Regions from separate parts of the Homo sapiens genome. Here region 1 is linked to region 2. The links are chromatin loops, found by intact Hi-C in ENCODE. Cell type or tissue: heart right ventricle. All regions are shown on one strand. Links, peaks and the distances in the headings refer to the core of each region. The heading gives the core; the rest is flanking DNA. Region 1 overlaps CRACR2A (calcium release activated channel regulator 2A). Region 2 overlaps LINC02827 (long intergenic non-protein coding RNA 2827).

Region 1 (15,543 bases), core at 5,095-13,094, 350 kb before region 2:
TGCAGCAAGCATTCGGTCCACGTTAGCTACTGTCATCTTTATAATGATTCTGACGGTACTGTTTCTGGCTGTCAGTTTCCTGTCTGGGAACCTCTGTATTTCCCGTGAAGCCTCATCTCCACACTTCCACATGAGCGTCCCTTCTCTTGCAGTGAAAGTGATGTCAAGCAGCTCTGGTTGCAGCTGAAGAAGGAGGAACCTCATTTACTGTCCAACTTTGAAGACTTCCTGACCAGAATCATCTCCCAGCTCCAAGAAGCCCATGAGGAGAAGAATGAACTGGAGTGTGCCCTAAAAAGGTGGGTACCCCAGTGTCAGCCGCTTTCTGTAACTATGTGTGAAAAAGAGAGACACACGGTGCACTTTCTCTTAGATCTTCTGCCAAAACATCGTGCAATGCCTCCTTTTGCTGTCTGCCAAAGTGGGGACCAGGCCCTGTGTCTGTCACGATATATGTATTTTTAAGCTCTCCGTCACCTTTTTAAGCTATATGGTAGGCACTATTCTAAATACTTTTTATACACTAGCTTATTTAGTTCTCACCACAACGCTTTGAAGGAGGGACTGGTTATCATTTTGCACATTTATTATCTGCACATTTTGCAGGCGGAGGGTTGGAAACCCAGAAAGGTTAAGTAGTACACCCCAGAAGGCATAGCTTGTGAACAGTAGAGCCAGGACTGGGAGTGAGCTAGCCAGGTGCCTGTGACCAGAAGAAAAATCACTCTGCTTGCCTCCAGGCAGTAAGACCCCAGCATACTGGGCCATCCCCCAGGGCCAGATCAGCCCACTTTGCAGAGGTGGCGTGTTTGGTAAGGTGACCTATAGCCCTGCTGAATGTCCCTCCTCCTGGCCGCTCTCTCCCGTCACGGCCTCATGTCTCTTCGTCTACCCTATTTGCCTCCAAGACCTCTCCAGGAGACAGGACCAAGCATTGTTAGAAACAACCCAGAGTCCTCCTCACTCACAGCCCTGAAGAAGCTGCTGAAGAACTGAACCAGAGTCAGAACAGGCAGGTATATCACAAAACTGGGGCAAGCCCACTAGACACCAGTCCCTTCATGAGAATTAATGCATGGTTATGGGCACTGTGCTGTTCATAGTCCTTTAACAAACATTTACAGCCATGAGCTCGCATTTTATGAACATGGACTTAGATGTGGTATGACTAGGGATGGTTCATAACCCTGAAGGTGAGGCTACAACACAGGGCTGGGTTTGAGTAGAGCTTGGAAGCATATACAGAGGAGGCCCTGCCCCATGCTTCTGCCATGAAATCTTGTACACACCCAGAGATTTGCTCATTTTCTGTAGGAAGCCTCAACAATCCCTTGGCTATGCAGTTCCACAGACCACCTGCTCCTCCATTCAGATACTTCCAGCAAAGCCTGGAAGGCAGTTTCAGAGTTTGTGCTGAAATAGTCTTAGAGCAAACATGCAGCCTCTAATTGAGCAAGATCACCATGTGTCTTGCTGTGTAGATCATCTATTTACACATTATTCTGAGTCCCGGCTCCTTTTCGTCTTGTGTCTCCCTGACCTTAACTCTAAAAATAACTTGTTGAGGTCCATTGGGTATACACAGATCTGGGGAGAAAGGACTTTTAGGACTCTGCATTATGAGGAAGCTGAGGACAAGTATCACTGGAGGAAACATAGTTTGGCTGGAGAACTGTTAAGAACATTCTGGGGAGAGGCTCCCAAAGCTCAGAGAAGGGAAGGATTAAAGGGTATATTTTTATGTAGCCATTACCTAATTAAGAATCAGACAGAACTGAATTTGATTCTTGAGTCTGCCATTTACTAGCTGTGCAACTTAGGACAAGTTACCTAACCTCTCTGAGTCTCAGCTTCCTTATCTGTAAGATAGGGACAGTATCCATCTCACAGAGTTTTCAGTATTAAATGAAATAATGCATGTAAGTATTTGGAACAGTGCTGGCACATAAGTATTCAATGAATGTCAAAATAATAATTATTAGTATTTTAAATAAGTATCTTTGTTAATCTTAGAGGATTTGTCTGGCTGAAGTGGAGAGTTTGAGCCTGAATATAATCAGAGGCTAAGTTTAAGGATCCCTGTATCCTTCCAGACAACAGTGTAGAGACTTGCTGTTGAAAGTGTAGTCCATGGACCCGCAACATTGGCGTCACCTGGAAACATCTTAGGAATGCAGAGTCTTGCCCCCAGCCCCACCGAATCTGCATTTTAGCAGGGTGTCCAGGTGCTTAGTGTGTAACTTTGGGAAGTGGGAGGCTCGGAATCAGGAGTTTCTGGTTTTGAGTCATGTGTGGCTTTGCAACCAGCTAGCTCTGTGACTGCTCACATTTCTTGGCTTCTCTTGAGCCTTGGTTTTCCTATCTATAAAATAAGGGGGCTAGATTAGTGGCTGACCCCACTTCACCCTTTCTCCTCTCTGACCCCAGCACTGATCACCTGGAGGAGCCTCAGCAAAAGTTAAGTGGTCTCTCCCAGAGAGGAAGGCATTCTTCTGTTCTCTAAGGAGATAATTGCAGTCTGAAACAGTGGGCAATTACCCAGCCTTAGCCTGGCATCTCATCTGCAGGACCTCCTCTGCTGGCCTGCATTTCTGCAGGAAGAAACAAGTACCCCTGACTTGCTGGAGAGCTGCTTAGCCCTGGCATCCATCTTTAAGGGCCTGTATTAGTGGTTTGTCCTCATTTAGTAATTGTGCTCGAAACGTTGTTGAGATAAAAGTCAAGCCACTCTTGGCTGCATGTGCAAAACCAGCTCAGCCAAAGGTTCCAGCCTCTCCATGCCCATCCTCAGTCAGTATCCCTGCCAGCCATGCTTGCTCTGGGGTCAGCTGATCAAGGCCCACTCCCTGCTAGGGAACTGTGTTGGGATTGGGGACTCACTGAACTCTTTGGCCAGTCCCATTCCAGAGGTATTCTCTGGATGCAGAACCAGAGAACTGCAGACTGTTTTGAGCAGGGCACTGAAATAGGAGGCAGGAAGGACTGGAGCTCTTGCCCAGCCACTGGCACTTACCAGCTGTGTAACCTCAGGCAACTTGCATTACCTCTCTGGGCATCAGTTTCCTTATTGGCAACATCGGATGTTTTCTACTAGAGCCTCTTTTAGTCTCTTCTATTTTTTAAAAAAAGGTGGGTCACACCTTGCTGGTGGACCTATGTATAAAGGCACTTGTAACTCAGACATCAAACAAGAGACTGGAAATCCCAATAGGGTATAGGATATGAAAATGGGATTCTTTGCAAATGACTCAGGGTGAGGTTAGTGATTCTGAGACATCTAGAAAGTGAGTTTGGAGGTGTGAGGTTGTTTGTGGGAGGGACATTTTCAGGTTTTAGAGAGGAAGTGGGAGGAATCTCTTGGGGATGGCCTGATTTGGGAGGGAGCCTAGAGGAATCCCAAGAAGAGCGGGTTCTGGTGAGCTGTGAGAATATCTCCCAGGCGCCTCCACACACTCACTTTTCATTACAGTGGATGACATTTCAATGAATGCCTATCCCAGAAGCTGGGGATGACAGCTCAAGTCACGACTGCTGCATGTCTGCCCCAGGCCAGGCACCAGGCGGAACACAGTCTGTGTGTAACCAGTAGCTAGCATCGAACCAGCACTCCCTCCATGCCAGGCTCTGAGTTAAGCAAAGGGAACATAGAGTCCCTCTCCTTGAGGAGTTCATGATCACACCAAGGAGATAGCGCTTAGATGCCTGGAAATTCTGCACAAGACAGACCAGAAAATCCTCCTGCAAATGAAACATTAGACAGCGTTGCCATGGGCAGCATAGCCTCTAATTTTTCTCCTTGTGCAGACCACACACCTTTCTCCCACAGGGCCAGAGAAAATGAGGCTGACCTCTGGGGGAGTCTGGCCTTATGCAGGTTAGGCAGGACACACACTCCCTGTCCCCAGCCTCCCAGGCTGGGCCATATCCCCCAGGTCGCACGGTGGCTGTGAGTGGAAAAGGCCCACCCCAGCTTCCTCCTCACATTTACTCCACTTCCTGGGAGGGAGGACGTGGCAACTGAGGTGGCTGAGTGCTAGGCAAGCCCTCAATAGCTAAGGCCAGGAGAACCCCTCAGAGTGTCCTGGAGCATTGTTAGAAACAACCCAGAGTCCTCACTCACAGCCATGAATTTTTTTTAACCTGCATATCAGAAATAGGAGCAGGAAAGGAGTCTGGGAGCATTCAGTCTCCCACACCCTTGTCCTTTTGCACAGAGGTTGAAGAAATTTCGGATTTGAGCCCCTTGTGGGCCTCTACTTCTCTCCAAGGAAGGGAGGTGAGACTTCCACTCAGCAAGTCCCTTCAGCATTCACAGTGCAGATGTGCGGAGGTCTTCACACTTTAGCATGAGGGATATAGTGTAGACATTGGGGAGAACTTAGAATTGGGAATTTCTTTGCCATGGAAAGCATCCCCTGCATTTACCTTTTTCTGGAACAAAAGCTTGAGCTCTCCAGGGCACATAGAGCAGTGCTGTCTGGAGGCAGCAGTAGATCCAGACTTTTCACCAGAACCATTTTGGGATGCCAGAGGTCCCACCCCAGGGGCACCAGTTCACTTGTCTGAGGTGGGGGCTTAACGTCTGTATTTGTAATGTATGGGGGCAAGGATAAATTAGGCAGCTTCTGAGTGGGGTGCTTTGAGCTCTGAAGGAAAGTGTTTTCTAGATCAAAGGCCAGCCCTAGGCTGTGCTCTGGGAGGGCTCCTGCTCAATCCTCTGCAGCTCTGTAGCCTGGGAATACCAGCTGGCTGCCTGTTTGGCATCATTGGTTGTTGCCTGTTTGGCATCGGCCTTGACAAGCTTAGCAGCAGTCCTCATGCCCTCTTTGGAATCAGCTCCTTATCTGCACAGTGTTCCCTGGTCCATCTGAATCAGACCTCAGGCACTTTCTTAGGAGCTCACAGGCCCTTAAGTTGCAGCCCCTACCAGCTGCTATTGAGCCACTTCCGGTCCATGGTGATTCCCTGTGCTCTGGGAAGGTGTCCAGTCCAGGAGGGAGTGCACCTTACAGACTGACAGGCAGCCCCAGCTATGATGGCCTGCACACCCACACAAGCCTAAGGATCGGCAGCCTGTGTTGTGGAGCCTCGAGGACAAGGAAACTGTCCCCAAAGCTTTTCAGGGAAGAGATGTCATCATGTCACTGGCCCTGCCTCCAGATAGGGCAGCAAATAAAGCCTCATATTCCTGGCAGGTGGTCCTTACATTCCACAGAGTTCTTAGTGACCTTGGGGAAGGCCTCAGCTGCATAGTTCTTGAATGGTAGGTTGCTTAGATTTACCAGAGGATTTTTAAATTAAAAGGTAGTTCCCCCTCCCCTAGGGAGTCTAAATCGGTGCGTCTCAGGGAAGGGGCCCAGGAACGTGCACCATAACACACATCCCAGGCGGTTCTGATACAGGCAGGCTGTAGACCACACTCTGAGAAATGCTGCTTTAGCCAGTTCTTCCAGAATCAGTCAGCCAGCAAAAGGTATATCCCATGGTGCCCTTCCAATCTGGAATGCTAGTCCTATTCTTAGGGTGAAGTTCTCGGCGAGGACTCTAGGTGACGAGGTTGTGACTTAATCTAATGCATGTCTTCTGTGGGTATATTATTATGTTGAGCATATTGTTAACATTGCCCTGAGAGCAAATTGAAAAGTGAGGACGGTTTGTGCTCTGTGTACACCATGGGCATGATTTGTAAACCTGACTAATAAAAAATGGTTTGCTTTATAGAATAGGATAAAGCTGCAAAGTTGGTTTATACAGGCAGCAGAATCTAATTTGGAAGAAACCATCCATCTTGAAAATCCAATCGGCAATTTCACAGCCTTTGCAGAATTTTCTACAAACTCTTACGTTTTCCTTTCATTCAGCTCTACTCTAATCATGCATGTATGTGTGTGCACGTGCATGCGCCCACGTGTGTGTGAGAGAGATGGAGATGGAGAGAGACAGAGATAAGCAGATAATTACAGAGACTGAGAGAGACTGATTTCAGGGGAACAAAACTCTAAACAGGATTTTTCTAGTGAGAGCTTCTTAGCTGTCAGAGGACTGCAGCTGCCTGAAGAAGGTGGCAGAGGGCAGTGGGGAGTCTAAAACCCTGTTTACCATTCCCATTCCAAGCACAAAACTGGCTGAGGCTGAATTTGCTTCCATGTTCTTCTCTTGCAAAGAGCAGACTTCTTGAGACTTCTGCAGTTGAGGGTCTTCATTCTGTGATCAGCACGTTGAGGCAGGGGGTGGGAGGGAATGTGGGTAACATGGGGGAATGGGAGTCAAGCCCCTCCCATAATCTTGCCTCTCTTTGGCCATGGCAGTGTGGACTGTTGGCCCCATAACCTTGCTCCAGTTCGTGCTCACTCCCCAGTTGACAGATTCCAGGTGTAATTTGGAAGACTGACAATTCTAAATGCAAATGTATGGAGTTATCTATTTTACAACCTAGGCTGCTGGGCCAGACATCGTAGTGATGTGAATGGAACCATGGGACCCAAGTCAAGGCCTGGGTTCTGCCTGCTACTCTGACCCTTGGAAATTTGGTTACTTCACTGTTTTGACCCTCATTTTCTTCACTTGAAAACCAAAGGCATAGGGAATACATGAGCTTTATAAGCTTTCATTCTGTGATGGGGAGGAGGGATTCTCCTTCTCTTTGCATCTAACTTTGCAAACCGGGAGACATAATTGATCAAACCACAGCCCCAAAGACACATGCAATCAGAATGGCAACTCTCCAAGGCCAGGGGCCATTTCTGAAACTCTGCCTTGAGTTCAAGCTCCTGAAATGTACCTAAATTGTAGAGAAATGCCATTTCCTCTCTCCAAGGCCAAGCCTACGCTTTCATTTACAAAAGGCAGAAGCTACATTTTTCTTGGAATGATTTCAGCACACCCCTGCCTACAGCCTAGGCAGGGGAATGGACGACTTTCTAAGACCCTCTGAAATCCCAACAGATTTTATTTAAAAGGGAGGACAAAGGAGAGAAAAAGCAGGAAAAAAATCTTTTGACCAAGCAGTATTCCACAGCAGGAAGGCCTTGGCCTATGTGCCGTTAGCTGGAGCTCCAGTGATGTTGAGTATTAATGCCTCGCTCCGGCGTAGCACCTTAACTTGCCATGTGCAAAACACTTTGTGAAGGTTAATTAATTTTCACAGTTCCTGTGGGAGGCTGGCAGGATAAGTTAACGCTAACTACATCTCACCTTGTAGTTCCCTGCAAATTATCTCTAAAGGCCTCTCAGAAGCTACGCTTTGTATTTACATTAGAATAATGAATTCTTCACCCCTATATCCTTGTTTCATATCCCATCTGCCTCCCATCCTTAGCTCCCCAGTAACCCAGCACCAGATGTACACATGAGCGTGTGCGCGCGTGCGCGCGCACGCGCACACGCACGCACACACACACACACACACACACACGCAGCCGTCCTTTAGGGAGGGACATTTGCCAGAACCAGATATCTTGGGTGAAGATGTTTAATGCCCTGAGCTGGACCTGGGTTTTCATCTGGGTTTTCAGTAGGACTCATTCTTTCCAATCCACTGTTGCCCTTATGGCATCCGCAGTATCTCACTGGTACTCTCTCCCCTCTGCTGTTGAGAATCTCCCTATTCTGAACTCACCTCTTCTTAGCTTTTCCCCTGATAACTCCCCCCTCCTCCCCACCACCAGAGCAGGTAGCTTCCTTTACTTCCCCCTAGCAGGGCTCTGAGGTCACAGATGACCATCAGCCAGAACCTAGGAGGGTTCTTTTGGGTCTGCCTCATAGTGCATGGCTTCTTCTATCAGTTCCTTTCCTCCCTGCCACTATAGCACTGGGCTCAGTACTCTTAGATGCTAAATTACACAGAGAGTATAACTTCAGTCGAAAATATTTTGCCCAGAGTCATACTGTAAGAAGGGCTTCATCAACACTTTTCAATGTTGGTGGGATGTATGGACTTCTCTCTCCACATTTAGTCTTCTCTATTGAGCCTCGTCAGGTTTTATCCACCCTGTGTCTTCTGTCCCCAACTCCTTCACCATTCCTGCACACATTTCTTCACACCACATACAACAAGCTGCCACTTGATCCTCCACCCCCCAGTTTCTACTTGACCCTTGGCTGACATCTGAAGGAGCTATAGAGCAGTGGCTCTCAGAATGGGGTCCTTGGCCTCTGGAGAATCAGAAAACTTATTTAATTAGAATTTGTTAAATGCATCTTATTGTGCTAGACACTTCCACATGCATTATCTTTTTTAATCTTCACAACTTCTATCTGAAGTAGGTATTACCAACTGATTTTTCAGATATAGGACACTTCAGGCTTACTGAGGTAATGTGACTTATCCAAGGCCAGAAAGTTTGTAAATGTCAGAACCAAGACTTGAACCCAGACCTTCTGTTTCTGGATCTAATGAACTTTGAGGCAACCATACCTGTGTCAGCAAACGGTCTGTGACCTAGACTACCCTGAAACATGCCAGAAGAACTACCCAGCTATCATGGGGAAAGAAAAGGACGGGGAGGATAAATATTAGTGCTCATGACTGTTGCTAACTCTGGTCCTCCACATCTTTGTCCTTCTCTTCCACTGAGAACTCATGTCTCTTGCCCTCACTCTTCTTTCATCTACCTCTTCTTCGTCTCTTCTGCGTTACATAACTCAAAATGATTAGGGTCAGATGGTAGAAAATGAAATAATTAAATAGATACCATTTGAGTTCTGGGAGCCAGGTGAAGAAGTGTTTGTTTGTTTTTGAGACGGAGTCTCACTCTGTTACCCAGGTTGGAGTGCAGTGGCCTGATCTTGGCGCACTGCAACCTCCGCCTTCTGGGCTCAAGTGATTCTCCTGCTCCAGCCTCCTGAGTAGCTGGGGCTACAGACGTGTACCACCACACCTGGCTACTTTTTGTATTTTTAGCAGAGAGGGGATTTCGCCATGTTGGTCAGGCTGGTTTTGAACTCCTGACCTCAGGTGATCTGCCCACCTTGGCCTCTCAAAGTGCTGGGATTACAAGCGTGAGCCACTGTGCCCGGCCAGAAGGAGTGTTTTGAGAATGGCTAAGAGAAGATAGGTTGAATAGCTATGCCTACATGTCACTAATTAACATCTCAGAGATCTCTGCTACAGGTTGTCGTCCTCATTTTGTCTAATATTTTTCCAATGGCATGAGTATAGGAAGATAAACGGGGAATGTTTTGAAGTAATAAAAAAATTCCATCCATAAAGAAGAACAACATGTATTAAGCTTTGTGCACCAAACAACACAACAGGAAGACACATAAGGCAGAAGCTTTTAGAAAAAATAAAGAAAACTTAATAAAAAAAAAGACTTTAGACTTTAACAAATTTGCTTCAGATTTGACACATTAGTCAGGCAAAAGTACAAGAAGGATATAAAGTATTTGAAGCCATCAATGAATACACTTTAGAGACGAATATAGAATTGTGTGCCTTACAAATAGAATATATATCCCTCTCATAGAAGTTGTACAAAAATTGATCATGTTTGTGGCTACAGAGGAAAGATAACCAATAGATTCCAAAACCATTTCTTACTATAATATAATAAAACTAGAAACCAATAGTTTGTACCTTTTAATAAACTGTCTTTTAAATAACTCTCAGATGCATTAAATTATAAAAACCAACATTATAGATTATTTAGCCTACATCCTGATTGAAGATTTAAAATGTCAATGAAACTTGGAAGGTCATTGAAACACTGCATGACCAACTGAAACCTATTAGCATAGTGACAGGCTGGAAAGATGGACTAGAAATAGCAAACACAAAATCTAACAGCATTACATTTGAGATGTTGCTGTGTGTTCAAAACGCCAATGGCAGAAGCACAAAGTGGAGGAGATATGATTCAGTAGTACTATCTTTAAAACAAAAATGATCACACAGACATAAAATTTAGAGATTTTAGTTGACGAATGGGTTCCACATACGTCAACTGTAATGTGGCTGCCAAGAAAAGTTAATGAGGTTTTAGGCTGTATGAATAGATATGCAGCATCTAGAACAAGAGAGGTAATAGTCAGCTCTAATCTGCACAAGTCCAACTCATACACTGGGCATTCAGTTTGGCACTGCCGTGGCTTGAGAAAGATCATTACGGCCCATCTGAAGAAGCATGAAGGGAATTGTAAAGGGATTTGTAAAAAATCCATGTGAGACACAGTTGGAGGAAGTGGAGAGGCTTGACCGGAACCCAAGGCAACTCCTTGAAGTCTTGATGCCATTCTGAAATACATGAAAGGCTTTTATGCAGAAGAAGAGTAAGGTCATGGAAAGACAGATTTCTGTGAGCCAGAATATCCCAAAGATGAAATAACTGCTTAGAGAAACAGCAAGTTCTCTGTCACTGGGGGTATTCTAACCTAGTCTGGGTAAGTCCTTGACGTGGTATTGTCGCAAGAATTTTAACACTGGAAAAACAGGTAGTTAGATCAGACAAACCTTCCAAATCTGAAGTTCTTTAACTCCCATGGTATCTAGTATTCCCTCGAAATGGTCCATGAGCTTCTGAGTTCGGTACCCAAAATTGTAAATTGAGTTTTTACAGGTTTTTGGCATTAACATTTTGAGTTCAGGCCCTGTGGGTGACATAAATGCCTGCGTGTTTATAACCTAATTGAGACAACATGAACCCAAATGAAACAGTTGTTCAGGACTATTTAAGATTAATTGTTAAATGATCAAATGAAGACATATGCTGTCATCTGAGTTCAGAGAAGGGGTCATGAGGGTTGGAATAGATGGCAAAATCTTCACAGAGAAGACTTCAAAGTCCATTTATATGCATTAGGCAATAGAAGTGGTTTTAGAAATTGTGGCAACGAGGATGTATATGATAAGCAAACATGATGAGTTGTCTCTTTCCCCTGATGGCAGAATATGGCGAGCCTTGCTGAATGTGACTCACCATATGTGCACATCTTTTTAGTGTCTCTTGCTGCCACTGCCCGCGCAGCCACTGCGGGGCTCCTGCAGACACAGGCTCCTGGCTCTGCAGCTCCTGCTCACACACAGCCTGGGTCTCCAATGGATTGGTCTGACAGGCACTTTTATTGACTGAGTTATTTCTTCTTCATCTTCCCAATTGCATCAGCCTTTCCAAACCCAGCAGGCCTTTTATCCTTGAAACCAAGACTCTCTTCCCCCTGGGGAGCACTGCCCTTTGTCCTCCACAGTCCATGATTAAAATGACAGGAGTAAATAATCCCTTACATTTACTGAGGGCTCTGTGGTTCTGACGCTTTTCACATCCACTCTCATTTGTTCTTTATGACAATGTAGGGAGGAACATAGGGCAGGTACCGCCTCAGGATGTGAGGAGGTCAGAGCACTTACCCAAGGTCACACTGAGGAAAGGAGCTGGTTCTGGGATCAGAATGCAAGTCTTCTCGTCCCTGCGCTGGTTTAGTGACATGACTGGTATGCACAGCACCTTAATCTTCCCCATTCCTGGGATTAGTGTGTTCTAACCGAGGCTTCTCATAGTCATTCAAGCCTGGAGAGTCTCACAGCAGACCAACTTTCCAAAAGCTTGCTTCCATATATGAGTCTGGTTGGGCCCAGGATCTCTGATGCCCACCTGGAATCCTAGGGCTTCTCTGTGGTAGGCCTAGCCTTTGTGAGTGAGGGCTAGGAGGAGGCACTCTTCAAACCCTGTATCTATCTTCCTGCCAGTTATTTTTTAGTGGTTTGTAAAATAACTTAATTCACATACCAGCAAGCTGGTATGTGAGCATGAAAAACTTAGAGTGTGTTAATTTAATCAAATAAAAAGTAGATCAAAGTTACTATAGCACATTTAATTATATTATAGAATTAATGCCCCGCATGGTTATTAGAAATAAATAGTAAGCCGTTTATATGAATAACTTTATATGAATTGCTTTAGCAGAGCCAAATCAATGTTTAAGTTTCTCTCATCTTACTTTATTAGTTTTACCGTATTTATATAGCTGGAATCTCTGTCTAAAGTTTTCCTTGATATCATTTACCATCTAGCATCTGAGTTTCTTCAAACACAGGAAGGTCATTCCAGGGACCAAGAGAAAACATCTTGCTTTCTGAAAGTTCCTTCAAACTGTATCTGCTTCTGTCACTGAAGTATCAGGGTCAATAGCATGAGCCTTTTTCCTTACTTTCCCTCCAAGATTTTATTTTAATTCTTATGAGTTAGCTCAGAGCAAAAGTAACAATCCCAAACATTGGTCATTTAACAAGAAGAGATTTCTTACTCTTAGCCAAAAAGAGTAAGGGATGCAGGACGTATCCATGAAGACGGGGTCCCAGCTTGTGGAGGTCTGGGAGGACTGTCATCTCTTGCTGAGCCCACCCTGGACCGTTACTGTACAGTCACTCAAAATCAAGTTTCTGGTCTTGGGGTTGCAGCCAAGCAAGGGAACTCCAAGGCTGTGCTCTGTGATCAATGCCCCTGACCATGGAGTCTCACACACTGTTCCTTTGTCTGGGTCAGATTTGTGGTTTCTGTAAAGCTGGAAGGATGCCAATCAAAATGACTCCTGTTCATTGTTCACCTGTGCACATGGTGAAAATGCTCTCCCAACAGGTGGCAGGTGAGAAAGGGACAGAAATTGGGCTGTGGCAAAGCCTTGGACAGCAGAGAAGGTCTGGTCCTGGATTGGAGGCCCAAGTGGACATGGGAGTTAGGGGTTAAAATGATGGAGGGCTCAGGGGAATAAATATATTCCCATCCTTTATGTTCAGTTCAGAAATCTTCCTAGTACCTCTTAAAACTGAGAACCAGGGCTGTTTCCTCAATTATTGAAGTCCCTTAAATAAAGGGCACAGTGGGCTTGCCATCATTTAAGTTAGAATGGCAGGGGCCAAAATTGTGTGTGTGTGTGTGTGTGTGTGTGTGTGTGTGTGTGTGTGTGTGTGTGTGTGTGTGTTGCATGTTCAGAACAGGCCTTGATAGCCACATTAGCCTGTTCACAGAGCCTGAAGTTTCCTTAACAGGATGGGGAGAGGATAGGGAGTAAGGGCCACAGAGAGGGTCTTTCACTGCATGGTCAGCAAAAAAGGTATGAAAATGCAACTATCTGGGAATGTTAATAATTCAGTGTGGTAACTCCCAGTTTCAGTTCCAATGCTACTACCAGATCTTTCCTGTTTGAATTTGGAGGGGCATTGAAGTTGGATGTATCATGGGGAGAGGGGGGAAGCAGAAAAGGGTCATCCGTGGGGATGACCTACAAAACTTGTCCCCATGGCTGTGTGTTTGTCTTCATCTCTCTATAGGCTGTGTGTTTGTCTTCATCTCTCTAGGTACTTACTTTCTGACGGGGGAGAGGAAAGAGTGGGAAAAGGATGCTGAGAAGGAGAGTGGGGATGAGGACATCTCATTGTCATCGCCATCCTCCAACCAGCCTCGCCTGTCTCACACTGTCTGCCTGTGCCCTGGAGCCTGAGATGGCACAGGCACTAGACATTGTCGCTTTTGCTTTGTGGTGGGGGGTGTGGTAGCTCTTGTTGTCATCATCATGGAATCTCTTGAGAATCTCATGAGAAACATGGATCACACAAACTCAGGCATACAGGGAGAGTCCCCTGAGAGTGCAGGGTCAGAGGGTCCTGATGTGGACAGGCAGAGAGAAAGCATGCAAACAGGGACAAGATAAACCAGGAAACGGAACAGGAAAGAAACCCACACAATGCAACTTCATATAGTCTATGAGCGTGGAGATCAGCGGGAACAGGGATGATACGTCTGGCAGAGGCCTGTGGGCTTGTGTTGAAATAAAGTAAAATAAAGGGAGATGGTCCAGGGAAGCTTCACCGAGGAGCATAGGGATCATCTAGGAGTGATGGCTGGGGGACAGAAGGAGGAGAGGCCACATGAAACCTAACAGTTGCAGGGGCAGGTCTCGCAAGGCCTCTGTGGTCTGCATCCCTTGTCGGGTTAGCTGATCATGAGGGACTGATCTTATAGCGTTGGCTGACCTGACCTATGCTGTCACCCCCACACCCACAGCTCCAGAGTTGGGGAACTGGTGTCTGAGCTCCAGGAGCTACCGCTGTGGAGTAGGGGAACCTCAATGAGACTCTCCTTTTGCCACCTCTGTAGGAAAATTGCTGCTTATGATGAAGAAATCCAGCATCTCTATGAGGAGATGGAACAACAAATCAAAAGTGAGAAGGAGCAGTTTCTCCTGAAGGTAAGTGTACGCTCCCCAGGCTTGGCTCTGAGGCCAGCTTGACATATCTGCTCTGTCTCCCCCAGGTTTAAGATTTTGGTGCCCCCATCCATGCACTATTGATTCCCTCTTTCTCTGCTGTATTTTTTTTTCAAGGCATTTATCACCTTCACACAGGACATGTAATATCCTTGTTTATTTTTATTGAGTGTCTATCTCCTCCTGCTAGCATATAAGTTGCAAAAGAGCAGAGATTTTATCTTTTATTAACTAAGGTATCCTCAGCACATAGACAATGCCTGGAACATACTAGGTGCTCAACAAGTGTTTGTTAAATGAATGAATGAATGAACAAGTGAATGAGTGAATGAATGAAAGGATGGAGGCTCATGCTTTCCCTGTTAAATTGGATCTGACATTGACTTCCTAGATTTATATGGCAAATGCACCCAAATGCACCAGCCCAGTTCACCCTGTGCCCAGCAGCTCCCCTAAGTGGACAAGCATTAGAGCCTGTGCTACCTATCCTTTACCCTTAGACACATGGAAAATTTAATAGCCAAGAAAAAACAAATCCCACCTTCCACAGATACCACGGAGGAAGTGGTAACTCCCTTCCCTCTTCCTGGTCTGACCCTTATCAGCCCCTTCCCAAGCCCTGCCATTTGTCTCAAGAGGTCAGGATTGGCGAAATCCTCTTCTTTGCCAAGGTAAGCAGGATCCTTCTGGAAACATGTTCATAAAACTAATTTAAAAAAAAAAAAGCTTCAGAGAACTCTCTAGTACCCATTTTTGGACTATCTACTTGGTGAGTTCTCTGCAGAAAAGGCTTTGATCTTAGATGGCAGCCTCCCTTGCCGCTCAGCACTAAGCCCGGCTATTCTCACAACCCCTTCTCTTGAGCCAATTTTAAGTTTTATGCTGCCTCAGATTATCGACACCACTGCTGCATTTATTATCACAGATGTCATTCAAACTGAGGGAATCGGAGTGCTTTTCAAGAAAATCTGGTCGTGTCCTCCAATTAGCGCCCTCTGGAGGCTTGTCAGCATTTCCAGGCCTCCTCCCTCTTGTAGCGCCTGAAAGCATTCTGGCTGCTCCTGCCCCTCAACCTAGTTGACGGCAGACAGAACTCACACACTTCTCATCAGCAGATCCCAAAATAGTTCCTGAGAACAGCAGCTCCCCACCCCACCTCCCCGCCATCGGACAGCCACCCCCTTTATCCCGAATGACATCCTGCACAGAGAGGCTGAGCTCCATGGGGCATCTTGTCCCCTCTGCCTGGGCCATGACTATAGGTCAGAGGTCCTAGCTAAAGGAAAAGACGTGATTTTGGAAGTAAATGCTGGGCCAGGGCATGGGGAATGGGCGAGGGCAGAG
Region 2 (15,543 bases), core at 2,703-10,702:
CCAGACCACTAGGGCAGGAGACCAGGGGTGTCATGGTGAGACCCTAGACGCCTTGGGCATCCCAGTGCCTCCTTGCTCCCATTATATAAGAAAATAACAGCATACCTGGGTTAGAGCATATTTGGTTCGGAAGGGAACTTGAAGGTCACAAGGTCCAATCCTCCATCCAAAGGTTCCAGGCTGAAGGGCACCGGCTGGGTGAGAGTATGGGCTACCTAGGCATTAATGGAGACACTCAGAATTATTGGCTTTTTGGGAGAACAGTCTAATCTTAACAGCTCTTCCCAGAAAAGCCTTAGGTTTAGCGCCTGACCACACTCTGCTCTCCAAGCCACTGATCACAGCCTCCTCTTCCACACTCTGTCTTACACAATCCATTTGCAAGATCTGTCCAGCCATTCAGGCTGATCCATGAAGAATGGATGTCTCTAGCCTCCCCACACACAATCTGACTGTCACTTAGTCTGGATGGCCTGCCCAGAGGGGACCAAGCCCTGAGCCCAGGGCTGTGCAAGAGAGATGTGGAGACTTAGTAAAGATCAGGGTCCTGTGCTTGCCTAAACGCTTGACGGGCACCTCTTGACCCACCTTTCTGAGCTTCAAGGAGTCGACAAACAGAGAGAGCCTTGTCATCTCTCTGGGGCTTGAGGCAGGGCTGGGGCAAAGTGGCTATTGGACAGGCTGGCATGAGACAATGTCCTTCTTCTCAGCTCTACTTTACTCACTTCTGTGGAGACCTGCCTGCGTTCATTCTCATCCCACATAGAACCGGGAATCTTTCTGGCTCAAGTCACTAAACAGACACATCAGGGAGGCAACAGCTTGAAATTGAAAGCAGAAAAAAGTGTGCGTGTACACAAACATGTACAAGCATGAATGTGTGTGCGCACATACACGCATGCACACCTGCACATGCACACACCTGCACGTGCATGCATGCACACTTGGCCACCAGTTCAGGACTGCAAGGACAGGCATCTCTGCCAGGGGGCTAGCAAACAGCAAACCCCACAGCCTAGAATCCGCTTTTGCTTTCTTGACTTTTCCTGCCCTGGTCTGAAAGAACCAATGACAGAACTGGCTCAGGGACCGAGCATGGGGTGAAGCAGAAGATCTGAGTAACCCATATCCTGGCCCACCAGCCCCAGAATTATTGAGTATTTGATTGTTTAAACCAAAAAGACGGCTGCAGAAACTTTCTTGGGCTAACACAAGTAAGAATTTTTAAACCCATTTAGAGTCAAGCGTGTGGTTAAGGCAGCATAAACGCGTTGTGTGCTTCTTGGCGGTTCCTTCCTGGTTTCATTTCTTTTTTCCTCTCCATGTCCAACTTCCTTTTGAAGTCTTGAATCGGCTGAGGGCTGAAGGAAGCCCCAAGGGGGAAGCACAATGAGTCTAGCACTAGACAAAGTGGTCCCCGAAGAGGAGAGGGAAGGACGAAAGACCAGGCCTCAAATGAAGTGCATCCACCTTGGATCAGGAGGCAGCGGGAGGCGGACATGGGAGTTCCCAGGGAGCTACCCAGAGAGGGGCCGTCCAGCTCCCACATGGGCACGTCATCTGTCCCGGCCCAAACCTTCCTCCAAGTACATCTGCAGCCCCTCAAAATCACTTTCTCAAGAAGGAAATGCTCGTCAGGGACGGGAATAGCATGTCTTTGCTGGTGCTGAGACGATGATCAGCTTGGCATCAGAAATCTGCAGAGAGGGGAAGGGAATGGGGTTTAAATTATTTACACCAGACCTTCTCTTTTAGCAAAGACTGCATGAGAGAGACAGATAATTCAGGCCATCTGGACCCGAGGCCGATGACCAGGACAGATGCCACCTAGATCAAAAGAGGAAGATATTTTTAGAGTTTTGAATGTGGGCTCTGAAAACTTTTATATCTTAAGCCAAATGAACATCATGATGGATGGTTCAGACTTAACTGGGTCTTTATCAGGGGATGGATTAAAAAGTAAGAAGTCCTAGAAACTAATTTCTGAAAATGAGGGGAGCCAGAATTGCAACACTTCCATCAAATATGCCGAGGCTTGGTCAGCCAGGGCAATGGGGTCCAGGATCAAAGATAATATCTGGGCTCAGGCTGAAAAGCTGGTTTTCATGGAGCTTGCCCAGCTTGCTCTGGGGCCTCAGGTAAGTCACTGCTTTCTGCTTTGCCACTTTGGCATTGCCATTTTATCTGGGACGAGGTGTGAGGATAAGGAGGAAGTATTTTCAGGTCTTAGGAAACGAGTCACCACATTATATAAAGATTGTAAAAATGTGGCTCTGGTGAACATTCTCATCACCGTCACCATGGCCAAGCTCCTTTGAGAAGAGACCTACATAAGTAAGAGTTATTCTTGGGCCCACTGCCCCCAGACCCCCACAGCCTTGGCTGGGCCACATCCTCTAAAGAAGCTGGGACTGGTGGGAAGTTCGGGGGAACCTGGGTCCCTGGACCCGGGAACTGGACTGCATCCTCCCCTCATTTCTCACCCACATGTTCCTTTCTGTTGCTCCACCAGCCACCCAGCCCCACGGTGGGCCTTGCCTCGTCTGTTAGGTGGTATTTTCATCTTTGGTCAGATGACAGCCCCCATGCTCCAAAAATTCTCCTGCAGCCAGGGCTTGGAGAATCCCGACCCCTCTCTGGCATGAACCTCTCCTCATCCAGGGTGGCTTGTGTGGTAGAGCCAGGGGAATGGAGAAGATGACCTCTGAAGCCTGAAGGCTCTTTGGGAAGCAGGACACAAACATCCTGAAGAGCCAGCCTTGAGCTGGCTGCACAAGAGACTCATAGACTTTGCGTCAACATCCACCTCTCCAGGCTGCAGTGGGTGTACCTGTTCACCACCACCTCCAGCAGCACTGTCGCAGCGGAGCAGTTCTTACAGCCAATGAGCTTCCACACCACCTCCCTGCAGTTCTCTGCAACCGAGGCTCCATCCTGCACTGATGGGCTGCCTGACACGTCGGCCTCAACAAGCATTTCCAGCACATTCTCAGCTTTCCTGCTCTGCTGGGCAAAACACAGGGTGAGAAGGGGAGAGGAAGAACGGGACTGTGGCCCAGTTCTAGGCTTGGAGTCTAGCGAGGAACACCAGGTGCCTGCATTAAAAGGTAAAGGACCGTGCAGGTGGTTTGAATTTGTGTTTGGATTTGGTCAGAGGCTCTGACCTCTCTGGGCCTCAGGACTTTTCCTAACCTTTAGGCTGCCCTGTTCTTGGTATCTCCTCACTCTTGTTCTTGGTAGCCTTCCCTACCCCCCATAGCCACTTTTGTCCTAGGATGAATTATCACTGCGAGGGACACACCACTAGTCCTGCCCTGGGGCCCTTGCCACTGCTCTTATCCCACCTTCACCACCTGCACAGTCCCTTCTGTCCACCTGTGTGCACAGGTATCTGCAGGCTGCACCATCTCTGTCCAAAGCCTGTAAGAAGACAGCCACGGGAATGTCTAGTGCTTTCCAGGGGGGGCTGGGAAGAAGTGGCAATTGGTCACCTCCCTATACCTGAATCCACTGAGCATCCTCTGAGTCCCCTGCTCTGTGTCTCCCCATGGGGCACCTGGCCCCCATCCCCCCAGCCTGCTGGCCAGGCCCTGCTGCCCTCTCTGGGTGCTGCCCTGACTCAGCCCATTCCAACTAAGTTCTTAATAGTCCCAGCTTGAAGCTCAGTGGACGCCTGTCTTGGGCGTGTAGTTCTGGAATTCTGTTCTCCTTCCAGGCCCACCCCCCACCACACACACACACACACACACACACACACACACACGTTCCTCTTAGACCCCAACATTTGGGCTGGCGCTTTGGATGGCCTCAGCCACATTTTCTCTTTTTTTCCTATTTTATTTTTTGAGAAACAGGTCTTGCTATATTGTCCAGGCTGGTCTCAAACTCCTGGACTCAAGCAGTTCTCCTGCCTCAGCTCCAAGTTGCTGGGCTTACAGGTGTGAGCAAGTGCAACTGCTCAGCTGCATTTCCTTGATGTGCTTGTAGAATACCTCCTGCTTCCCCAGCATCCAGTTTGCTCCCTCCCTGCCTCTTCCAACTTAACCCTCACTCCATCGCATCTACAGCTCTCCTTACCCCAGCCCTGGTCCTCTTCTCTGCTCCCAGCCCCCCGGGTCAGGAATGTATGTTAGTATCAGAAACTGGCCAGAGCTCATCCTCTTGTCCTCACTGTAGAGCTGCTCCCAGTGGAATGGCTGAGTCCCAACCTCCACCATAGCTGCGGCTGGATAGCCCAGGGTGTGAGCCCTGGGCTGGGGCCAGGAGGGGTAGAGGTCACCTTCAGCCTTCCGACAATGACATCTTGTTACAGGAATGGCTTGAGGCTTCCAAATTCACATCCTCTGGTTTGCACAAACAGGCCAGGCAGCTGCACCTCTGAGCTGCCTCCAGTCCATGGTTAATTGCCAGAAAATAATTCGCCCTGAGGTCATTGCCGTTTAAACAGCTGGCTTCGTCTTTTCCTGTTTGGCCGGTCGTTCTGGGCTCCCTGGCCCTCCCTCCACCTGCTTCTGTGATCCTCTCAAACACAGCCGGCTGGGAGCCTCAGGCTGGGCTCTTCTCCCTCCAGCTTAACTTGGCGACGTCTTGATCCTTGTGTTGTGCTGATGCGAGGCTGTTCTGGGAATAGGCTAGTCCCTCCACCTTGTCGTGACCTGCCTGGACACCGAGCCTCCACCATCAGGCTATCACTTGCAGGAAATTTTGCAAACCCTGTGTCTCTCTAATCATACAGGATGGTTGGAGAGACAAAAGAGGAAAATGAATGCTTCCACGAAGCTCCCTCTTTGTGGCAGAATCAGTCCAATGGAGAAATTCTGAAATTCCAGTTTTACAAAGTTCTTCAAACTTACCTCAAGGATGGCACCAGCTGAAGCTCAGTTGCCCTGTCTCTTATGCACCAGTGCATCTGCCCCAGAAACTCTTATCTGGGGCTCAGTTTGCCCCCATGTGGTATAAGTCCCTCCAAAGATTCCATTTCTAGTTACTCGTCTCAATGTCACAATGAGAAATATTTCTGCATATTTCCTGCAAAGCGTCTCATTAAAGAAAGTATTGGTTTGATTCAGAAAATGCTATGCTGTTCCAGCTTCACTTTGGATCTATAGTTTTAGAAAGTATCCAACTCTGCTTCTAGTTTAAGCTGCCCTGTTAAAGAGTTAATGGAAAAAACCCCACTATGGTATGAGGAAGGGGTGGGAATTAACGTTTGGGTCCCATTCTGTGCCTAAAACACTGGTTCCCTCTATGTTTTGAGCCTGAAATTGAGTCGTTCTTATGGAAGGCAGATGCTAGAGGAGCTTTCTTTGGGATTCTCATTACCCGTTTCCATCAGACCAGGCCATTAGATGGTTGCTTCTAGAAGGATGGTGCAGCCCTGAGTCTGCAGGGGGCAGACCGGTCACAAAAACCAGAGTGGAGCTGGGGGTCAGACTGGAGTTCATTGGGTAGGTTCAGTTCACACCCTGGTGCACAGGGTCCACGAAGGCACAACAAGGCACAGGTGAGAGCCAGGAGGGCAAGCAGGGATCCAAGTGTACACAGCCCAGGGAGCAAGACAAGCAGAGAGGCCTGGAGCCAGAAGGAGGCTCGGAAACAACGATGCCAGCAGTGAGCTCACGGGTCAGAAGCTTCTGGCCCAAGGCTTTATGGAGGCCATGCCTGAGCTGAATATTGGTGGCTGAGCAGCCAATAAACGGAACACAGATGGGGCCAGGGCAGGGAATTCCAGGCAGGAGGAACAGCCAGAGAGCAAAGGCAGGGAGGCTGGAAGCTTTGCTGTGTGAGGATCTGTGTACACACAGGGAATGCTTCACAGGCTGTAGAGACAGTGACTAGCTTCTGAGATCAGAGTAGGCTGGGCTGAGTAATGGGAAGGGTGGAGGGGGCAGAGACCCACATTACAGCCCGTGGCCCTGAACCCAGGACAAGCCACGGGGGTGGAGGAGCAGGCAGGAGATGCTCCACCACTGCTGGCAAGGAGCAGGGCAGCCTGCCCAAGGGGGTACTGCCTGGAGCATCACTGACTTACCCCATCTGCTGGCGAGGATACAGAAGCTCAGCCCACAGGGCCACCATGGATGGCCCTAAAGGTTGTGTCCTATGCAAGGGGACCACAGAAGGCTGGTGCCCTGGACAGTTGGCAAGAGGCTGAGCGCAGGGCAGTGAGGGATGCTCGTGTGCCTGGGGAAAGCTTCCCTGGGCTTCCCTTTTTTTTCTCCATCTTCACCCTCTCACCCCTCACCCCTCCTGACACCCTGTCCCTTGGGGGAGCACCTAACACCCCTGTGTCCACCTGAACCACACCAGCCCTAACGTGCTGAATCCCCGCTAAATGAGCCCAGTGCTCATCCATCCATCCGCGCATCCGTTGTTCAGTGGGGAAAGTAGCACGTAGCAGGTCCGAGCACAGGCTCTGCAGCCAGAATTCCTGGGTTCCATGCCTCACCCAGCCACGTATTTGCTGTGTGACCTCAGGCAAGCTACTTAGCTTCTCCACGCACGTGTGCTCATCTAGAAAACGAGGCTGATGCTCGTGCCCACGTGGCAATGTGATGAGTAATGCTAGTACTCATCTCTGAGGGTGGATGGGAGAGACACGCAAAGTGTTTGCAAGGGGGCCGGCACCTGGGAGCACTCATACATGTTGGCTGTCACTGTCATGGAGCACCACCGTGTGCCGGGCTCTGCTTGGTGCTCCTGGGCTGCTCACATGAGCAAGGTGCTGACTCTGCCAAGGAAGGGTGCTTTTTTTTTCTTTTGGAGAAAGAAAAGGGATGCTTTCTGCTGCTCCCGCCCTGAAAACACTGCGTGCCCCTCTGCTCTTCTCCTACTAGGCTTGAGAAGCAAGACCAGCACACCCTGAGTTGGGGTGTTGCCTCCTAAGCCACTGGCCAGCAATTCTGGGGGGGGGGGTGGGGACGCTGAAGAGAATGCGGGGCTCTGCTGGTGCAGCATGGACCCTCCTTGGTCTGGTGAGCTGGGAGAAGCAGGACAGCATGGGGTCCAGTGATACTAACCGTGTGGAAATAGAACTCCTCCAGATTACAGGGCACCTGAGAATTTCTTACTGACTTTTGTTTAATAATTCAAAAACACATCAAATCAAACTTAATCAAGGCAAAAGCTGTCTCTGGAGCCTTCTTCGTGCTTCCTGGAGTCAAGCTCTTACAGAATCACGGCAGCACCCCCCTCCCTAGCTCACGAAGGAAGCTGGAGGACTCCACAGCTGCTTCAGGAAACAGACTGTCCCCAGGGAACCCTTCAGAGATCTTGGGACCAGACAGGATGTACCTGGACTCCTGGAATTCCCTCTCCAGCCTCCAGGTCCCGTGAGGATGTGAGCTGGAGCAGTACGGGCTTCCCTGATCCTTCCTGTGTCCAGGTGAGCAGCCTCCTGCCACAGAGCTGCCCTCCCAGGCAGGCACAGCGCACAAGGCCGTGCATGCTTCTGTCCGTGTTCCGTTCCTGGCTCCTCGGATCTTCCATTTGTGCCTCCCGTAGTGTATAGGGGCACATAAACAAATCAAGTCCCAGCGTCAGCTGTCAATGTGTGGCCCAGGGTTTCTCAACCTCGGCGCTACCGACATTTGGGGCCTGATGATTCTTTGCCGCAGGGGACTGCCCCATGCGCTGTAGGGCGCTCAGCAGCATCCCTGGTCTCTACCCACTGGTAATACTCCTTCCCCAGCTAATGACAACAGCAAAAGTCTCCAGACATTGCCAAATGTCCCCTGAGGGCCAAATCCAGCCAGGTTGAGAAGCACTGGTATAAATTTAACTAAGGTAATTGTTCTATGGTACTCTCGGAAGTACCAGAAAAAGATGAAACTACTGCCCTCAGTGTGGGGCTGGCACGCTCCCACGGGTTCCTGCTGCCTCCCAGGTGTGCTTTGTAAGACAGCGCACGCCCACACCTTAATCAGGGGATGTTCACCAAGCATGCCTCTACACTGAGCATGCACCAGGCACCGTGGAGGAGTGTGCTGGTCCCCATGCCCAGAAGCTCACAGTCATTCTGGGGGGACAGTGGTAACACCTGAAACAAAAGCAACTGATACAGGGCAGTGGGGGAAGTTGTGCCGTTCATCCAGTGGAGACCTACACCCAGGAATCATGCAGCAGGCATGCGGAGGGACACGGAGGCGGAGCCCCGCCTAGCTGAGGAGAGAAGGGGCAAAGCAGAAAGTGCTGGTGTCAGGAGACAGCAGATGACACGCTGCAGGCATTGGAGGGCAGGGAGTAGCCATCGCTGCTACCTGGCATGGCTTAGTGGAGCCATGACTGAGCTGAGCTGGGTATTGAAGGACAAGGAGGCACCGGCTTTCCAGGCAGTTGGGGACGGAGAGAGCAAAGGCCTGAAGGCTAGATGCCTGGCCTGCATGAAAGGAGCTTCATAAAGCAACACGAGGGATGTTTCTCCGCTTTGCAGACAGCCAACATGTGCCGCGGGAGCCCTGAGATGATTCCGATGCACGGAGGGAGCCGGGAAACGCTGGGTAAATGCAGGGTAGCGGGGCAAAGGTGGATTTGTTGGCATCTGTGCTGTCACACAGCTAAAGGCCCAACAGCCCGGCCCACTGCCCGGGAGTTCTAGCCAGCCTCAGTGCGGGATCCAGATGAGCAGGGCTCTTGGCCTGCTTCCTGGGGCTGTCACACCAGGAGCCGTGACTCAGGGCCTCCCCCACCCAGGTGAGTCACACACCTGCAGCCCTCCCGCTGCGGAAGCTGCTGCCTGGAGCCAGCAGCTGGGGCCACCCAGCCTCAGTCCCTTGAAGTCCCAGGCCAGCCCCTCGCTCCCCTCCCAGGTGTCCTTACATGCTGGAGCCCCTTACTCGGGAGGCTGTCCCCACACCCCTCACCCCTGCCCAGCACTCGCCCCCCCCTCCTCCTCACCCCTCCAGCAGGTCGGTAGCCTGTGTGATGCCTCTGACCGGACTTTGCAGCACTGGCGGGTGCTAACAGCCTGCCATTAAACTTAAGCGGTGAGGTTGTGTCTCTCCCTTCCCATCCTCCCTGTTCCCCACCCTGTCTTGAATAGCAACCAGGGCAGGGACTCCCAGGGGAGCAGCGTGACGCTGCCACCTCTTCAGGACTATCTTCTGGGCCTGACTCCCAGCCCATGGTGGTAATAGAAGGAAGGTGGTGAGATGCCAGGATGCAGCCCTCCCTGCTGCCAGCGGCCTGGGTCTCCCGTTCAGTTACAGACGCTGCAGCACCTCACTCCCTCTAGGTTCTGGGCGGCAGCAGGGAGTCGGCCTGTGCACCACAGTGGGAGGGGAGGGCAATTTGGAGCCAGCGGGAAAGGCACCCATGTCAGAGAGGAGCTGTGGGGCCCAGCAGTGCGGGGGTCTGGGAGAGCCCCTGGGTGCGGGTGGAAGCAGCCACACTCTGTCTGATGGGCCAGGCGGCTCCCAGGAGGGTGAGTGCTGGGCTGCACCAACCGCACCTGCCACTGGCTGACAAGGACCACACACCTCATGCTATGGGACCTCAACTTCAGGGAAGTCAGGAGGCAGGGCAGACCACTGAAGCCTGTCCCTCCCACCACTTCCCTGTTGGGTGCCCCCATCCACTTGGGGTGGGCAGAACCGGCAGTAGACATCTTCCCCATCTGCTGATGAGGACAGGGAGGCACAGCCCACAGTCAGGGCCACCGTGGATGGCCCTAAACGTTGCGTCCTATGCAAGGGGACCAGAGAAGGCTGAAATGCGGGCCACTCGACTCTTTCTGAGCCACATTTTTTCTCATTGGAGCACATTTTTCTAATTTACACCAAGGCACTAGCAGCCACCCGACTGGAGTCAGCAGATGGTGGAGACTAGACCCAAGGCCAGTTCATGGGCATCTCTGCCAGCCTCCCTTGGCATTCAGGCCCTACTTTTCAGGGGCTCCCCCAGCAGAGGAACCATCCACAAACCCTCGTCAGCCTCCTGCCTCAGCTTCCTGGGGATACCACTCAATACCACCCACAGACCCAGGCAAGCGGGGCCTTTGCCTGGGCCGCACTCAGCCCTCCTTCCTCCACACCTCTCCCCATGGAGCGGAAAGTCTGTGGGGCTGAGAGATGTCCCTTTGTGGAACCTGCGGCTCCCTTTCCCCACTTCTAGACCTCCTCCCAGGAACCCAGGAGCTTGGAATCCTCTGTCCATTCAGCCTATGCATGCAGCATCTGCACAGGTGTCCTGGAGCTGACGGGACCCCTGGGACGTGCCCCTCTCACCTGTACCCACACAGCACCACACCCAGCCCTCTCCACGGGCTCGGCTAAGGGGCATCTCCCCCTGGGGGAGGGCGGACAGGAGGCCTTTCCTGGTGCAGCATAGAGCCTGGGGTAGAAAAGGAGTGAGGTAGGGACCTGTTTCATAGGCTTTGCCTCAGGCCCTCAAGTGATGGGGGCAGGCCTGACACCGTTATTCCGAGACGGAAAATTCCCCCGCTATCCCCACTGTTGGCCAGCTCCAACGCTGGGAGACAACAAATACGGCGCAGTAAACTTGGAGCAGGGGGCGAGTAACTCGCTTCATTTAAAAGCCTTATTCTTGGGCTGAGGCTCTTTCCCTGTATGAAGAAATGTCCCCTCTCCTTGTGTTCCTTAAGCCCTGCTCATACCAGGCTCCTTGCCGAATGGTGCAGGAGGTGATTGGATAAGCCCCATGGGCCCCTGCACTGGCCTTGCCTCTGAAACTGGCCACAGCCCCAGTCCATCCTAAGGAGCCCCCCACCCCCAACTGTCTCCCTCCAGCCCACCCTCCTTTCCCTGCTGGGTGAGCCCTAGAGCGTCAGGTGTCACCCATAGCCTGGGCCTTCCCTAGAACCCAGCCATCCCAGTGACTATGGGCAGCTACCCTGCTGTGGCCAGAGGGGTGGGCAGTGCCCAGGGGCAGCTCGGGGGGAGGTGCTCATGAGTGCGGCTGAACTCCCCCAGGGCACGGCCAATTTCCATCAACAGTCCTCCCCCGTCTTCTCTCCTCCCTTCTCTTCCCTTGTTCCTGCCCAGTGCTCCTCGGTTGCCTGAACTTATCTGGCTTCATCCCCCTCTCCCTGCCCCCTCCAGCCCAAGTGGGACTGACATGCGTTTCAGACCTGTTGGCTGCTGCAAGAACACGCCAGGGTCAGGGTGGAGCACGAGCCTCCCTGAGGTGGAAAGCCAGCTGGGAATGAGGAGGGTCACACCTTCCCTGCGTGTGTGCATGGCCAGGAAGTCAGGCAGTGGCTGCAGCGGGGCCATAAAGCAAGAAGGGCAACCCCAAGCCTAGAGGTGGCCAGGCAGCGGTGAGAGGAACTGAGAACCCCTGCGGGGCCACGCAGGACAGGGAATGGGCATCGGGGCTGGAAGAGGACACACGAATCACCTTTCTGATTTCTGCCTTTGCTTTTTCCTGAGCCTTGGTTGCTGCTGCCCAGCCCTGCACTCCAGCCATGTGGGCGCACTCTGCTCCCTGAACACAAGTGCCCCATGCTTTCCTCAGGCTCCAGGCTTTGTACGTGCGCTCCCGTCTGCCTGGAATGCACTTCCCTCCTTCTTCGCTTGGCTAATGCCTGCTTGTCCTTAGAGATGCCCCTCAGGTGTCACCGCCTCCAGGAAGCCTTCTCTGACTGCCCTCCCCGCCAGGAGCCTCCCATCATTTCTAGGGCTTAACCCACAGTTACACTGATAGCAATTACATTGATTGTAATCACTCACCTGTCCTCCCCACCATTAATAACTTTGAGGACAATAGTTGTCTTACGCTACTTGGCACCTGGCATACAGCAGGTATTTATACATATTGGATGGGTAGGTGGATTACTGAATTGCTGCCAGTCCAATGAGCAAAGGGATGAGTAGGAAACTCGCTGCCAGCAGCCAGCAAGGCTGGGATGTCCAGAGCTGCTGGCGAGAGAAGGTAGATGGCACAGGTGATGGGGGTCCCTAGCAGCTATCTCTACCACCCCCACCACGTTGGGGAAACATCGGTCATAGGCGTGTCCTGATCCCTGGTGGTGACCCTCTTCTCTCCTTGCTCCTAGTATTTCTGCCTGTCACTTATTATCTGGTTGAGCTGGTGGCGGGAGTCCCGGCCCATGTGTGTTACCAGAGGGTGAGTGGATGCTTCCTCCTCCTCCATTCTCTGTCTGTGTCCCGATGAAGCCATGCGCGGGGATAAGGGGGGTGCATGGTGATGGGGGAAGCTGCGGCAGGCACAGGGGTGGTCCCGCTTTCCACCCTGGCAATCTTCCACACATCTGGATCCCAGCTGCTGGCCCTGGCTTCAGCAATTCCCTGACTCCACTGATGCTGATGTCTTCTGCATGGGAGTTGGGGAGGGGGGCTTCCCGTGGGAGCTTAGGTCATCCCTCTCCCCTTTCAAGGATGGTCTAGAGAATGAATCCATCTGTCAGAGGCATCCAAGAAGAAAGGCCTGGGCCAGGATCACATGGAAGACCCTGAAGACAGGATCGGGTCTTGCCTGCCTGGATTGAACAGAGACGCAGTGACCAGTCCCATCTGCTCCCACCCTGCTGCCCTCTGAATCGAGAGTTTGAGGCCATGACCAGGGTAACGTTCAGCTGGTAGAGACAACACAACCCTGCTGGCTGTTTAAGCCATGCTGGAGTGGTGCTCACAGGGTAACAATTGTAAGTATTTTGAATATCACCTCTTAATCAAAATTAAGATCAATAGACATTTCAGTTTCTGGTGTCTAGCCTCACCTCCGCCTCCCACCACCTCTGGCTGCCACCCTTTACCTGAGCCTCCCAGCCTCCCTCAGCTCTGCCCAGTGCACCTGCGCCCTGAATCAGGGCCCAGCTTCTGTAACCTCCTCTTTATGGCCATCTTCTGCCCTGTTTCCCACTGATAGTCATCGCACCATCCACAGGCCACAGTGCTCTAGAGTTAGCTGGGGAGGCCTGGCAGCAGGCCTGGGTGGTAGGCAAGGGTGGGGTGGTCCCGCTGATGCCATCTTATCACTCCTCAGCTGAGTGATGAACAGAAGCAGCACTTGAGCCAGACTCTGACCAAGAACTGCGGGCAGGCTAGAGCCACACAGATCCCCGCCTCAGTAGACCGGCTGCAGCAGGAGGTACACCATGCCCTATGGCCTTGAAGGCCAAGCAGACACAGGTTCAAATCCTGACTCTCTTCTTTCCTGTCTGTGTGGCCCTGGCAAGTTACTTACCCTCTCTGAGCCTCGGTTGCCACATCCCTAAAATGAAGCCTCTTTAGGGTATGTGAGCATTAAATTCGGTCACACCTGTAAAGTCCCTACCACCGTGAGAAGTGCCTGCTGAAGCCTGGTTCCTCTCCCTCCCTCTCCTTGACTCCCTCCTCCAAACCCACCCCTGCTGTCTTCCCGTTCTGGGTCCTGGTGGGCAGGAAGCTGGCAGTACCAGGAGAACTCCATCTCCTGCCAGGATCTGGGCCAGGAAGCCTCTCTCCGGGTTTCTCCTGTCTGTAAGGCTGCCTTCCTTCTTCCCTGGGGAGCGGGGAGCTGAAGCCCCATAAAAGGGAGCGCTACCCGACGGGGGTATTTCAGCTAAGCCACCAACAGAACTCCCCAGTTGTGAGCCAGCAGGCAGGATGCTGAGGGACAGAAAGGTGGTCTCCTTTCCAAGAAAAGATGCGGCAGATCCCTCCAGCGAGGCCCACCATCCTGCCAGACATAGGGGGCGGGCAGTGGACCTCAGAGCTGTGCTGTCCAATACGGCAGCCACCGCCCACATGTGGCTATTTACAGTTAAATTAAACAAAATCCAGTTCCTTGCTCGCACCAACCACATTTCAGGCACTCAGGAGCCCCAGATGGTGAGTGAACGCGGAGCTGGGCAGCACAGATGCAGGACGCTGCCTCCATCGCAGAAAGTTCTCCTGGACGCCACTGTTCCAGATCCTGATGGGTTTGTGTCAGAAAATCCAAGTCTGCTCTACCCACCTGCTCTGGTCCCCCTCTCTCTGCCACCCCACTCCCCACCCTCACCCCCTGGGCCTGGGGCCTTGGTCTTGGCCCAGGGAACGTCAGGCAAGTGGAAGACATAGACGTCATGAGCTCCAAGATCCAGGGGCATCATGGCTCAGTGCGGAAGCCCTCACCCCATCTCCCCAAGACTCAGGCTCAGCTCCCAGTTGGCAGAGGGGTCTCTTTTCTGAAATAGTGGCCTAGGGCACACGTGTATACACAGGTGCACACCCACAGGCACACGTGTACCCCACAGACTTAGCCCTGGACTGGGATGGGGCAGCACACACCACTGGTCAGCCCTGTGCAAGACTAAGTGTGCAGTCACTGGGCCGCGCCTGTGAGGACCTGGGCGAGACAAGAATAGGACAGAATCCCACCCGCGGGCTCGCTCAGAAAGCCAGACACACAGCAGGCAACGTGCAGACAGTGTGAGGCTGGGGCACCCCCAGAATAGGGAGCAGGGGAGGGGGGGAGGGCTCCGTGGGGCAGGGGCAGGGTTTGCTTAGGTGGAGGGGTGGGAGTGGCACGAGGAAAGGTACCGCTAAGAGCAGAGGCGGTGTCACCGACCAAGACCTGCAGGGCACCAGTGCACGCGAACGCAGGCCCTCACACAGGCCGGGAACAGTTAGAACCCCAACCTGCATCTCAGGCAGGAGACCGACCCCCAGAAAGCAGTGGCTGCAGAGCCAGGGCTAGCGTCAGGCCTCCCAGCAGCACCCCATGGATGTAAATGACACGGGCACGCGCACCTGCATTCACACGACGATGATCACAAAAGTGTCTCTCATTAACTGCGGGTGCTGCGCCAGGCTCTCTTCTAATTGCTTTCCATGAATCACCTCTTTCAGTCCGCACGATGGCCCAGGGCGCAGGTCCTTTTGTTGGCCCCATTTTACAAGCAAGTGGCCCAGCAGTCGTGCGGCGCCAGCACACACAGACAGAGACACAGGGATGTGTGAGGCCGCGTGACTCCCTGCCCTCGCTGCGCCAGTCCCTGCCCTGTCTGCTGCAGTTATGTTCGGCCAGGACGCCCAGCACCCCCGTCCATCCCTGTGGACGTTTCCTAGCCCTGGACAGAGGATTCACCCCTTCCTTCTCTGGGGTTCACACACAAGCTTCCATTGTCTTCTACTAAACTACAGTAAATGCTACACTACTTCAGGGCAGGACTGGTGCCTGACTCATGTTTGTTCACTCCAGGCACATGGCAAACCTAGCAAAACGCTGGTAGCTGAACTAATGAACTAATACCGCTCCGCCCACCCAGCCCCATTCCCACACCAGAGACAGCCTCCCAGCCGCTGTGTTCTGTGGCCCGTGTAGGGACTTGGAGTCTCAGGGCCCTGACTCAGAAGGGCAGGAAGTGGCCTGAGTCCGCTGCCTTTGAATTGCTTTCCACCCTGGCTGGCACTTTCCTGCCCTGGAGTGGTGCCGACGACCCCGGGCCTCACTCAGCATTCACACCGGCCCCTCTGGCCAACACTGACCTGCCCACACCGTGGACTCTGGGACACCCTTTGTGTCCCTGCATGTCTGGGGCTCTGAGGTTTCACCTGGGAACCCCTGGCAAGGCTGGTCCCTGTCCCCGTGTCCTGCCTC

Evidence for each region. A loop is a pair of places that touch in the nucleus more often than their neighbours do. Peaks named below come from ENCODE experiments on the same cell type or tissue, not always from the same donor. Only the 100,000 strongest peaks of a DNase experiment are listed, where the experiment ranks them.
Region 1: a loop joins it to region 2, with 2.8 times the contacts of the local background. A loop is called at or near these places in 16 of 110 quality-filtered maps.

The regions. Positions count from the first base shown.
Region 1 is chr12:3,658,202-3,673,744 of GRCh38, reverse strand. It overlaps CRACR2A (calcium release activated channel regulator 2A), which reads left to right. Exons shown (of 20, transcript NM_001144958.2): 7 at 153-299; 8 at 14,091-14,181. Among named protein-coding and RNA genes, the nearest start is that of CRACR2A, 87 kb to the left of the region's middle. In heart right ventricle, for the core only: no CTCF peak of the experiment used is centred there; no DNase peak of the experiment used is centred there.
Region 2 is chr12:3,304,289-3,319,831 of GRCh38, reverse strand. It overlaps LINC02827 (long intergenic non-protein coding RNA 2827), which reads right to left. Exons shown (of 5, transcript NR_187483.1): 3 at 2,831-3,003; 4 at 106-1,697. It overlaps LOC100128253 (a long non-coding RNA gene), which reads left to right. Exons shown (of 12, transcript NR_148995.1): 2 at 12,014-12,084; 3 at 12,356-12,622; 4 at 12,964-13,068; 5 at 13,771-13,882. Among named protein-coding and RNA genes, the nearest start is that of LINC02827, 12 kb to the right of the region's middle. RefSeq lists a silencer at 5,964-6,013 and an enhancer at 6,042-7,241. In heart right ventricle, for the core only: a CTCF peak has its summit at 6,028; DNase peaks (open chromatin) are centred at 4,361 and 5,678; H3K27ac peaks cover 2,287 bases.